Linked DNA regions of Homo sapiens: region 1 is linked to region 2. A link is a contact called in ENCODE Hi-C or POLR2A ChIA-PET data. All regions are on one chromosome and are shown on one strand. Each heading gives the region's core, a stretch centred on a gene start or an enhancer-like site at or near the end of the contact. The rest is flanking DNA. Distances are from core to core; before and after follow the strand shown. Region 1 has its middle 16 kb from the start of EIF2B2. Region 2 has its middle 8.6 kb from the start of LTBP2.

Evidence for each region. Hi-C counts contacts between places; a loop is a spot of excess contacts on that map. ChIA-PET counts read pairs that join two places held with the same protein, here RNA polymerase II (POLR2A).
Region 1: a map of endothelial cell of umbilical vein shows a loop between it and region 2 (5-fold over the local background). The contact joins two enhancer-like sites. A Hi-C loop is called at or near these places in 1 of 168 maps with a recorded cell type or tissue (endothelial cell of umbilical vein). POLR2A ChIA-PET finds 5 or more read pairs at or near these places in 2 of 52 experiments (Caco-2 and Panc1).

The regions. Positions count from the first base shown.
Region 1 is chr14:74,984,611-74,990,105 of GRCh38, forward strand. No RefSeq gene overlaps it. Among named protein-coding and RNA genes, the nearest start is that of EIF2B2, 16 kb to the right of the region's middle. Within about 2 kb of position 3,746, at least 3 of the 41 ENCODE cell types and tissues checked have a DNase peak (open chromatin) inside an H3K27ac peak, as active enhancers do; they include endothelial cell of umbilical vein, where a contact is called at or near this core.
Region 2 is chr14:74,618,187-74,623,497 of GRCh38, forward strand. No RefSeq gene overlaps it. Among named protein-coding and RNA genes, the nearest start is that of LTBP2, 8.6 kb to the left of the region's middle. RefSeq lists enhancers at 1-542, 4,006-4,872. Within about 2 kb of position 1,810, at least 30 of the 41 ENCODE cell types and tissues checked have a DNase peak (open chromatin) inside an H3K27ac peak, as active enhancers do; they include endothelial cell of umbilical vein, where a contact is called at or near this core.

The DNA of each region.
Region 1 (5,495 bases), core at 2,496-4,995, 370 kb after region 2:
TGAAGGGGCTGCCCTGGGCCTAGTGGGAATGTGGGCTCGGGGCTTTCTCAGACGGTCAGTGCCCTAGACGCCTTCCCGCTGCTGCTCCGCCCCATCCCAGCTGCAAAAACAACAGCCCATACCCAAAGCCCTGTTATTGCAGCCGAGAGTGGAGCCTCAGTGGACAGCGGAAGGAGTGGGGATGGGGCCGGCCAGCCCTAAATGGACCTGGGGCAGGGGCTCCTTGGGGAGGGGTAGAGTCCCCTCCTGCTCCTCCTGGGGAAGCCTGGCTCTGAGGTGTGTGGGGGAAGGCGCTTGCAGGGGCCTGTGGGACTTGGGGACTGAGGGTCAACTCTGCCAGTGGCCTCCCTGTCTCCCTGGGGACTGTGGGAGGTGGGAGCAAGAGGGGGGAGGAAGTAAAGCCACTTGGGAACCCGCTGAGCCAAGCCGTGGGCAGGAGGCGGCACCAGCGTGGCTCCCGGGGGGGCCAGGGCCAAGGCTTTCCCACGGAGTGTGACTGGCCACTGGGCTCTGCAGAGCTGTCCACCCCAGGCTGGGGCCTATGAGCCTTGGGAAGTTTCTGTGCTCTCTTCCCTTAGGGGATAGGGACTGGCGGCCCCGCATTCAGAACCCAGCAGGACTCTTCCTCTCCACTCCCCGGTGCCCTCAGGTGTGTGCCAGGCATCTTATCGAGGCTGGGGCTCGGCTCTCAGAAGCCTGACGCCCAGCTTCCTTGGCACCCATTCCACTTTCATCTGTCAGCTTCATACTCAGGGGGCAAGGAGAGGGACGCAGAGCTTCTATCACCAAGGTCCTGAAGGCTTTAGAGGCTGGTGGGAGCCTGGCCCCTGTCTGACCCCTCAAGGCCATTCCTCCCATTCTAACAAGAAGGATGTGGCCGTGGTGGAATTAGGAGGCACTGTGGCAGTCTCTGGAGACAGACACCCTGGGTTAGAACCTACACTTGGTCCCCACCAGTGGCAAGCCACTCAACTTGAGCCTCAGCTTCTTCTGCTGTAAAATGAAGATGTTAACATGCCTATGTTACCGTACAGAGCCCTGGGAGACTTCGAGGTGATTATAAAAAGTCTCTGGCACAATGCAGGTGCTTCATCAGTGCAGGCCACTGTGATTCTTCTTCCTCAAGCCCCAAGAAGGGAAATTAGCTGAGACTGGAAAGAATTTTCTGACTTCAGTTATCCCCACCTCCACATTCTGTGCAATGGAGAGAGCAGCTTGAGAAGTTTTGCCTTCTTGCCCGAAAACCCTGCTCAGAAACCAGTTAATCAAACTACCCTCTGAAGTTAGACAATGACTGTCTGTTAGAATATTCCTGGCCACGGCCATCAAACCAGGGACAGAAACTATTCCTGGGACAGAGGGGAGTCAGATGCGAGTGAGGGAGTGTTGGGCCTCTGGGGTCTGCTGCCTGCAGGTTGGTCACCGAGGGCCATGTCTGCTCCAAGAGTGGCAGGAATCTGCTGGGACCCAGGACACAGGCATCTGGACGGGGCTGCACCACCATGCAAGGAGTCCTTGAAAGAGACATTCTCAGGTAGTTAAAATAACTGGGGAGTCCTTGAAAGAGAGGAGTTATCAAAATAAAAGTCGATATTATTTTTCTCTGAATTGTCCAGTCTGAAATTACAACCAGGTCTACCAGAATCACCTTTTATGGAGAGTTCTAAAAATTCTCTTATGTAATGGGTATCCAGACCTGCTACTTTAAAGATCGGTAGTAGGTCGGGTGCTGTGGCTCAGACTGTAATACCAGCACTTTGGGAGGCCAAGGCCAGTGGATCACCTGAGGTCGGGAGTTCAAGACCAGCCTGCCCAACATGGTGAAACCCCATCTCTACTAAAAATACAAAAATTAGCCAGGTGTGGTGGCCCACGCCTGTAATCCCAGCTACCCAGGAGGCTGAGGCACGAGAATCACTTGAACCCAGGAGGCAGAAGTTGCAGGGAGATGAGATCGTGTCACTGCACTCCAGCCTAAGTGACAGAATGAGATTCTGTTTCAAAAAAAAAAAAAAAAAAGGCCAGTAGTAGTACATGTCTCTAAATGTTTGAGATCCTTACCATTTATCAGAGTTCCCTGTTACTAACATCTCCACTGACAGACAAGGTCACCCAGCTTGTGAGGGGCAAACTCCAGGAGATGTGTGTGACTTTCAAACCCCAGCTTTTAAATGATTTAACGTTCAGTGACTAAGAGAATAACTGGCTACTGGGCCTTGATCGCCACTTGTTTTTTCTTTCAGAATCTCAGACTATATTGTTTTGTGTACCTAAATGATTGGACATTCTCACTTAGCAGAAGGGACCTATCAATTGCAGAATAACTATCTGTTGACCAGAACCAACCCATCTCATAGGGCTGTTGTAGACACCAAAAGAGATAAGGAAAATGAAAGTCTCTAACCAAAAAGCAAAAATCCTCTAAAGTATAAGGGATGATCTGTTTATTAGTATTGAGTTTCTCCTTGTACAGGGCCTGTTTCCAGTATGCAATGTTGGTGCTTGGTATAAAGGTGCATAATAAATATTTGTTACATGTTAAATATGTTGATCTATGAAGAGCAACAATTAATACACAATCCTACTAACAATAGGGTAAGATTGTTTTTTTTTTTCTAATCACGTACCCTGGGTTCCACTACCTGTGTCTGTCATTAGACTTTCCCTTCAAATTCCTAGCAATTGGCCTGGCGCAGTGGCTCACGCCTGTAATGTTAGCACTTTGGGAGGCCGAGGCGGGTGAATCACCTGAAGTCAGGAGTTTGAGAACAGCCTGGCCAACATGTTGAAACCCCATCTCTACCAAAAATACAAAAATTAGCCGGGCGTGGTGGCGCGTGCCTGTAAATCCCAGATAGTCAAGAGGCTGAGCCAGGAGAATCACTGGAACCCAGGAGGCAGAGGTTGCAGTGAGCTGAGATTGCACCACTTCACTCCAGCCTGGGTGACGAGATCGAGACTCCTTCTCAAAAAAAACACACACACAAAAAAAACGATTCCTAGCAATTGATCATGATAAAGTGTCAGGGAAGCTCAAGAACAGAGCCAGATGCCACAAAATATAAATCTGTATTTAGAGCAAGATTAATTTCTTGTTTAGCAGAAGCAACCAAATAACACACTCCTCCCTTGACTGAAAATAGGCTTGGGCTCCTGGGAGGACACAAGAAGCTTAGGCAAGGCTCTAGCAACCCAAAAAGTTAAGCCAAAGGGGAATTTGTTGAGAAGTCCAAGGGTGGCTGTACCTTCAGCCATGGCTAGATCTAAGGGCCCATGTCAGCTCATCTCAAATCATCAGCTCATCTCAAATCATCAGCTCATTTGTTCTTTCTCCCTCTGTCTAGGACTGGGCTCTACTTGCTTCTCCTGGAGCAGCTGGCTGACTTTCTCCTACACTAGACAAGCTCTCCCCATGAGGCAGGAAAGGTAGCCACCGCTAGTCCAAAGCCAACCTCTTTACAGCAGATGAGGACAGAAACCTGCTTTCTTCCAGGGTCCATATAGCAAATCACAGGACTGAATGGCTTTGCATGACCAATCAGCGTGGAAGTTGGATGATGGACCAGTCCCAGGTGTGGGGGGCCAGGCCTGTGGTTAGGGGCCACTTGGGGCACGAGGAGGTGCTGGGATTGACAGTTCCACCCAAATCACATGAGATGAGGAAGGGCAGTTCCCAACGGAAAGCGGGTGCAGGGCAGACAAAAACAACAGGTGTCTACTACAATAGCACTTGTTCTCAGGTTGCATAGAGACATGACTTATCCACCAAAACAATCAGAGAAGGATAAAAACAGTAGTGCATTCACATGCCCAAGTGTTGAGTCAAAGGCCTTCAGGAAAAGGAAGTGATCCTATGGCCTAAAGGAGATTCTTTGGAACAGAAGGATAAAGACACAAACATTTTAGTAAGCCTTGCTGCCCCCAGTTCAGAATTATCATCATAATCACCGTATTCTCCAAATTAAGTCCAGGAAACTGTTATTTGATAATTATGCAGACAATCAGCCATAATGTTTGGAATTGGGACATTTCTGGAAAATCTGGAAGATTTGATCAACATAATCATATTTCTGGCTGAAAGAATGGGCCTGATGGATTTCTTATGTTTCTTACAAATAACTTTTACTTCTCATTATGAACGGCATATGTTAACTGTAGAAATTTTGGAAAATACAGAACAGTACACAAATAAAAATAAAAATCATTCTTGCATTTTATTAGAGTTGGGTGTGACTGCAAGTGATGGAAACTCCTAGATAACTGTGGAAGTTAAACAAGACTGAAGTTTATTTAGCTCTCAGCTGTATGAAGCCCAGAGGTGAATATTCCAGGCTGGTATGGGAGCTCCACTCCGCAGAGACCTCAGAGTGTGCAGGCTCCTTCTGGCTCACTCCTCTGCCATCCCTACAGTAGGACCTGTATCCTCATCACCTAAGCTGGCAGAGCAGAAATGCAGCAAGAAAGAGAAAGTCATGAAGAGGCCAAAGACCCATCCCAGCTATCTCCTAGGGAAGGTTCTCAAAAGCAGCAACAAAATGTTAATACTTCCACACCTTCCCATTGGTAAGAACATAGGCACATGGCCACATCTACCTGTGAAGGAGACTGGGAAATGTAGTTTCTATTCTGGGTGGCTATTTTCCCAGCTAAAACTCTATTACTATAGGAGGGGAGAGTGGCTTTGGGAGCAATTGTCTCTGATAAACCTGTAATCGTACTATCCAGAGATAGTCACTGTTAATGTCATAGTATATGTCATTATACACACTTCACACACACACACCTATATACATATATATGTATGTGTAAGAATATGTGTATTGTGTATATTTATATATATATAATACATACAAATAAAGTATATTTTTAGAGTGAAATTGAGGTCCCACCAAATATACTATTTTTACATCCTGCTTTAAAAAAATTATAGACTTTAGGCCGGGCACGGTGGCTCATGCCTGTAATCCCAGCACTTTGGGAGGCCGAGGCGGGTGGATCACGAGGTCAGGAGTTCAAGACCAGCCTGGCCAAGATGGTGAAACCCCGTCTCTACTAAAAATTCAAAAATTAGCCAGCCGTGGTGGCAAGCACCTGTAATCCCAGCTACTCAGGAAGCTGAGGCAGAGAATTGCTTAAACCCAGGAGGCGGACGTTGCAGTGAGCCGAGATTGCACCACTGCACTCCAGCCTGAGTGACAGAGCAAGACTCTGTCTTAAAAAAAATACATATAGAGAGAGACTTTAAACAGCCTCTTTCAAGATCTATTTTAGCATTGTGTCATTTAACAATTACAGCTAGAGTTACTTTAAAAATTCACTGGGCACAGTGGCTCACGCTTGTAATCCCCGTGCTTTGGGAGGCCAAGATGGGAGGATCTCTTGAAGCCAGGAGATCAAGACCAGCCTGGGGAACATAGCAAGATCCTGTCTGCACAAAAAAAAAAAAAAAAAAAAAAAAAAAAAAAAATTAGCCAGATGTGGTGGCCCACACCTGT
Region 2 (5,311 bases), core at 560-3,059:
TATTGATGAAGGAAGTGCTATTATTTCCCCACATAGCAGATGAGGAAATGAAGGCTCGGGGAAGTAAATGACTCATCCACAGTCACAAGCCAGTAGGTGGCTGCGCTGGGATTCACTCCTGGTTTGTCTGGTCCCAGATGCTAAACCAATGCCAGCTTCCAGGGGAAGGGAGACCACCGACAGCTGCATTTTTCTCAGAGCTGGAAGCATGCACAGCTGTTTGTGGTGTGGTGGGGGTGCTAATGGCTGCATGGGACTGTGGTCACAGGTCAGCCCCCACCAAGCATCCCCCATTCTCCTCAGGCCTGTTTACCAGCTAGGGGTCCGCTCTGAGTCAGGGCGGTGAATCTGATTCGCACCCACAGAGAAGAAGGAAGGAAGTCACAGCCACACTCACCCCACCTCCATCAAGTAGTCTGCAGTTGCTGAATAGAGCTCATCTCAACTCGTAGCTTTTCTCTTTGGGAAAGAGAAATGACATACATACAATGTCTATTTAGCTCTGTGTGGTAGAGGTGTTGCCATTCCCATTTCACAAGCCCAGAGGGGTAGTCGCTTGCTCAAGGCCACACAGCTGGGAGTTGAGCCAGGATTCAACTAAAAAGTCTGAACAACTCCAAAGTCCATGCTGTTTTCCCTGCAGCACACTGCACTCACACCAGGGTGTCCTGCAATGATGGGAAATGGGCAGCTCTTTCAAATCACTTAGTTCACTTCGCTTCCCTTCATTTCCAGTCTCTGGTGCATGGGTGGGCTGATCTGAAAGCTCCGTGCCATTCACTATAAGCTGAGATGTCATTTCCTATTTACCTGCATAAATTCCTTCAGTCCCTGGCTGGGGGTGGAGGGGTGGAGGAATCTTCTAAACCCCCGGGGGAGCCTGAAGCATAACTTCTCCTCAAGCACAGTCTCTGAAGACCTGAGCAGGACAACAGTGTGAGCAGCTGGAAGACCTCCTCCCTGTAATTCCTCCCAGTGAGACCAAGGGGACTTCATATGCTCTGCTGGAGGTGGAGAGAGTTACCCAGATGGGGAGAGCTCATGTACCTGGATTATTCTTTCAAAATCCCCAGGAAGAAAACCCTGTGGGCTGGGGGATTGTGCAGGCCTATCTAGGCTTCTAGAATGGCTGTGCAGGAATTTGAGGACAAAAAAGGACAAGAAGCAGCTTCCCTTGGCTGTCGCTGGCATCTTCCAGCCTGTGCCCACCTTGGCTTTGAGCTGGGTCATAGTAACACTCCTCACACCCTGAGGGATGAGGGATGCAGGGGCAGAGAGGAAGGTCTACAGTAGGGTCTTTCCTAAAACAAGCTCTCCCCAGGGAGGCCTGCAAGCCAGCTCCCTCTCACTCTCCATTGTCAAGACAAAGAGAGGAAGAGGATGCCTTCTGCCATCATCCCCTGAGTCCATTTTCCCTGGATCATCCATGGAGAGTGGGGGCTCAATGATGTTTGCCCTGGTGCCCCCAATACCCTCTCTAGGGCCCCAGTCCCTCAGGAACAGACCCAGACCTGGCAAATCCCCAGGAAAGGGCACAGACACCAGGCTGAGGGGGCAGGCGAGGTGCAGCAGATCCCAGTGGGCCCCGGCTAGTCCTAGTCTGAATGACTCATTCCTTGTTTCCGTCCACTGTGGTCTGAGTGCCTTGGCCCAGGGGCCCCCAAGAGGTTGTAACACAGGCTGGCCTCTCGCCCATCAGGGCTCAGCAGACAAAAATTAAAGATCTCACTCCTCAGGAACTCACACAGACAGCACAGGCATGCTCTGTACTCTGCCTCACCAGACCAGACCTCAGGCCAGAGGAGGCTGATGGCCAAGAGAGGAAGGAAAGTCGTCTCCAGCTGCTCCTCCTCCTCTTCACCCCCCATGACCTGCCATGAAGGCCTGGCCCTGCCCACTGTCTTCTTACTCCCCCTCTGGTCCTCCGCCTAACAGTGGTGGTGCCAGCGGCATCTCCTCAGCTCTGTTCCGTTCCTCCCCATTTCTGACTGAAGACAACAGCAAAGGTGAAACAGCCTGTGCCTCCCAGGAGGAACAGACTTATAGGGAACTAACCATACATTTTCTGGCAGCCCATTTCTGATTAAGTCACTCACCTGCTCAACAACCTTCAATGGATCCCCACTACTTCACAAATCAATCCCAAACTTCTTACTGGGTTTGACACACAAGCTTGTTTCATAACCCTCCCAGCCATGTATGCTGACACTCCGCACAGTCTCACCCTCTCAGAATCCCACCCAGTTTCCTCTCCCCCATCCCCTCACCCAAACACCTTGGCTGACATTATTTCCTTGATCTGGAATGTTCTTCACCACCCCTGCCTGTTTGTTTAAACTCCCATTTTAAAGGCCGCCTCTTCCATGAAGACTTCCTGGGCACCTCCCTCCATCTGGAAAGTTTGCTGCTTCCACCAAATCCCTGTAGCCCTCAACGTACTGCACTCTGCTCTGCATGACTAGTCCACAGCTATGGGTCCTGGAGTAGTAGGAAGAACAAGGGGCTTTGTGGTTCTAACCTCAGCACCATCATTTACCAGTTATGTGCCCTGGGCTAAGTGACTCATTGAGCCAGTTTCCTCACCAAGACAATAGAGATCCAATAGATACCTTTCTAAACAATGCCTAGAAAAAGCAACTGTACTTATCAGTGACATAACACTCCAGGCCACAGTGGATTGAACCAAAGATAAGCACCTGAGCCACAGGCAGCCCTTTCACTGGCCAGTCAGTGACCTAAGATTTCTGTGGGCTGACTTAAATACAGACATCATTGGTTGCTGAACAAATGAGATTCTCTCTGAAATTTCAACTAAGAAACTTTACTTTGAAAGCCAACCCCCTGGGATTAAAACAGACAAGTCCATGTTCCCTAGAGCTTACAGCCCAATGGAGCTCGTATAACCACACCGCAATAAAGCCAGAGAGGTGGAGTGACTTGCCCAGGGTCACACAGCTAGTCAGTTACACAGAGAAGGCTAGAGCTCAGGTCTCCCCACCAGGGCTTGGTCTAGGTTGGTTGGCTTCTACTACAGGATCAAAAGGATGGACCCTGAACTGATTGCCTACAGAAGGCTGAAGAGGCACCAGCCATACCCTATGTGAACCTATGCTAGGCACATGGGCGGCTTTGGTGCAAAGAATTCTTCCATTCCAAGCAGTCATTAAAACCAAAGTCAGATCATGTCTGGGAGCAGACTCCAGTTGGAATTCTGTGTCTGCCCTTAGTACATCTTTCTGATCACACCCCTTCCCCTCCCTGGGCCTCAGATTCCTCATCTACAAAAAGAAGATTTTTACAAATTCCCTGTCAACACTAAGATTTTGATTTGAGCAGCAGACAGATAAGGAGAGCATGTGGATCCAAGGAACTGCAGGGTCCACAGAATGTGCATGTGGAGGGGACTCCCCGAGATAGGCCATCCCATTTCTTCAATTTATGGCAGGGCAAACTGAGGCCCAAAGAGGGAGAGATGCTGGCCCAAGGTCATGTGACTGGTTATTGGCCAGCACTTGAACCAGGGCCTCCTGACTCCCAGGCCTTTCAACTCTTTCAGCTGCTGCAAGAAGCTGGGAGCTATCTGGCCGTCTGGGCCAGGGAAGCCAAGAGTCACTATGCATGTCAGGGCAGGGCCTCGGGGCTTGGGAACATCTCTGATGGTGAGTGTAAGTGGCAAAGCTGCTGGTGGAGAGGGGTGGCTCGAGGGTCCCGGAGGGCGTATTGGAGATGAGCTGTCAGCAGCTTCCCTCCTCTGGCTGACAAGAAGAAACAGGGAAGGGTCCATGATGGTTGAAGGGAAACAGTCCCCATTTCTGATAAAGCCACTGCTCCATGGAGTGCCCCCCGCAACTCACACACACACTATCCACCCCTGCCTGGCTGCTGAGACCTCCCACCCGCAATCTCCGTCTCAGGTTGTGTATTGGTATCCTCAGGCACACTATTTTGTGAAGCCTGGAATTCCTTTCACTGCCTGAGATGCTTCCAAGCACCCATTTCTAAAATTCAGCCTGTTTGGCTGGGATCATGATGCCCTCCCATTCCACAGACATTTTTTGAGCACCTAATATGTGTCAGGCACTGTGCTAGGCACGGGGACAACTTCACTCCCTTTGTGATGTTAAGTGCTTCCATAGGGGAATTGACACAGCCTTTTGGACTTACTGAAAAACTGCTAATTGTGCGAGGAGGGGCTTGGTTGGAGAACATTTCTCAGAAAGTCATGACTCTGACTTAAATCTTTTTTGAGACAGGGTTTTGCTGTGTCATCCAGGCTGGAGTGCAGTGGCACAATCACAGTTCACTGCAGCCTCAAACCAAGGCTCAAGAGATCCTCCCACCTCAGCCTCCCAAGCAGCTGGGACTACTGGCATGCACCAGCACACTCGGCTAATTTTTGTATTTTTCGTAGAGACAGGGTTTCACCATGTTCCCTGGGCTGGTTCCAAACTCCCGAGCTCAAGTAATCCATCCTCCTCGGCCTCCCAAAATGCTAGGATTACAGGTGTGAGCCACCACGCCTGGTTTCTGACTTAAATGTTTTTTGTTTTTTTTTTTTACTGGAGACAGGGTCTTACTTTCACCCAGGCTGGAGTGCAGTGGTGCAATCTCAGCTCACTGCAACCTCTGCCTCCTGGGCTCAAGTGATCCTCCCACCTCAACCTCCCAAGTAGCTGGAACCACAGGCACACACCACCATGCCTGGCTACTTTTTGTCTTTTTTATAGAGACGGGGTTTCACCATGTTACCCAGGCTTGTCTCGAACTCCTGAGCTCAAGTGATCCACCCGCCTCGGCCTCCCAAAGTGCTGGGAATATAAATGTGAGTCACTGTGCCCAGCCTCTGACTTAAATCTTAAAGTCTAAGAAGCAGTTTAGCATATGGGGAAGGGTGGGGCATGCCAAGGCAAAGGCAGTGAACGTGCAAATCCTGAGTGACTGGAAGGATTGCAAGAAGCTTGTATGGCTGAAGTTTCCATAGAAAGAAGGTTATGGAAAGGGAGGAGGCTGGAGGGGAAGGCTGGGGCTAATGCATGTGGAGCTTAGCTCTAACGAGCTCCTTCGCTCAGAAAAAGGAATCTGGCCAGGCACGGTGGCTCACGCCTGTAATCCCAGGACTTTGGGAGGCCAAGGCGGGTGGATCACCTGAGGTCAGAAGTTTAAGACCAGCCTGGCCAACATGGCAAAACCCCGTCTCTACTAAAAATACAAAAAAATTAGCTGGGCATGGTGGCACGCACCTGTAATCCCAGCTACTCAGGAGGCTGAGGCAGGAGAATCACTAGAATCCGGGAGGCGGAGGTTGCAGTGA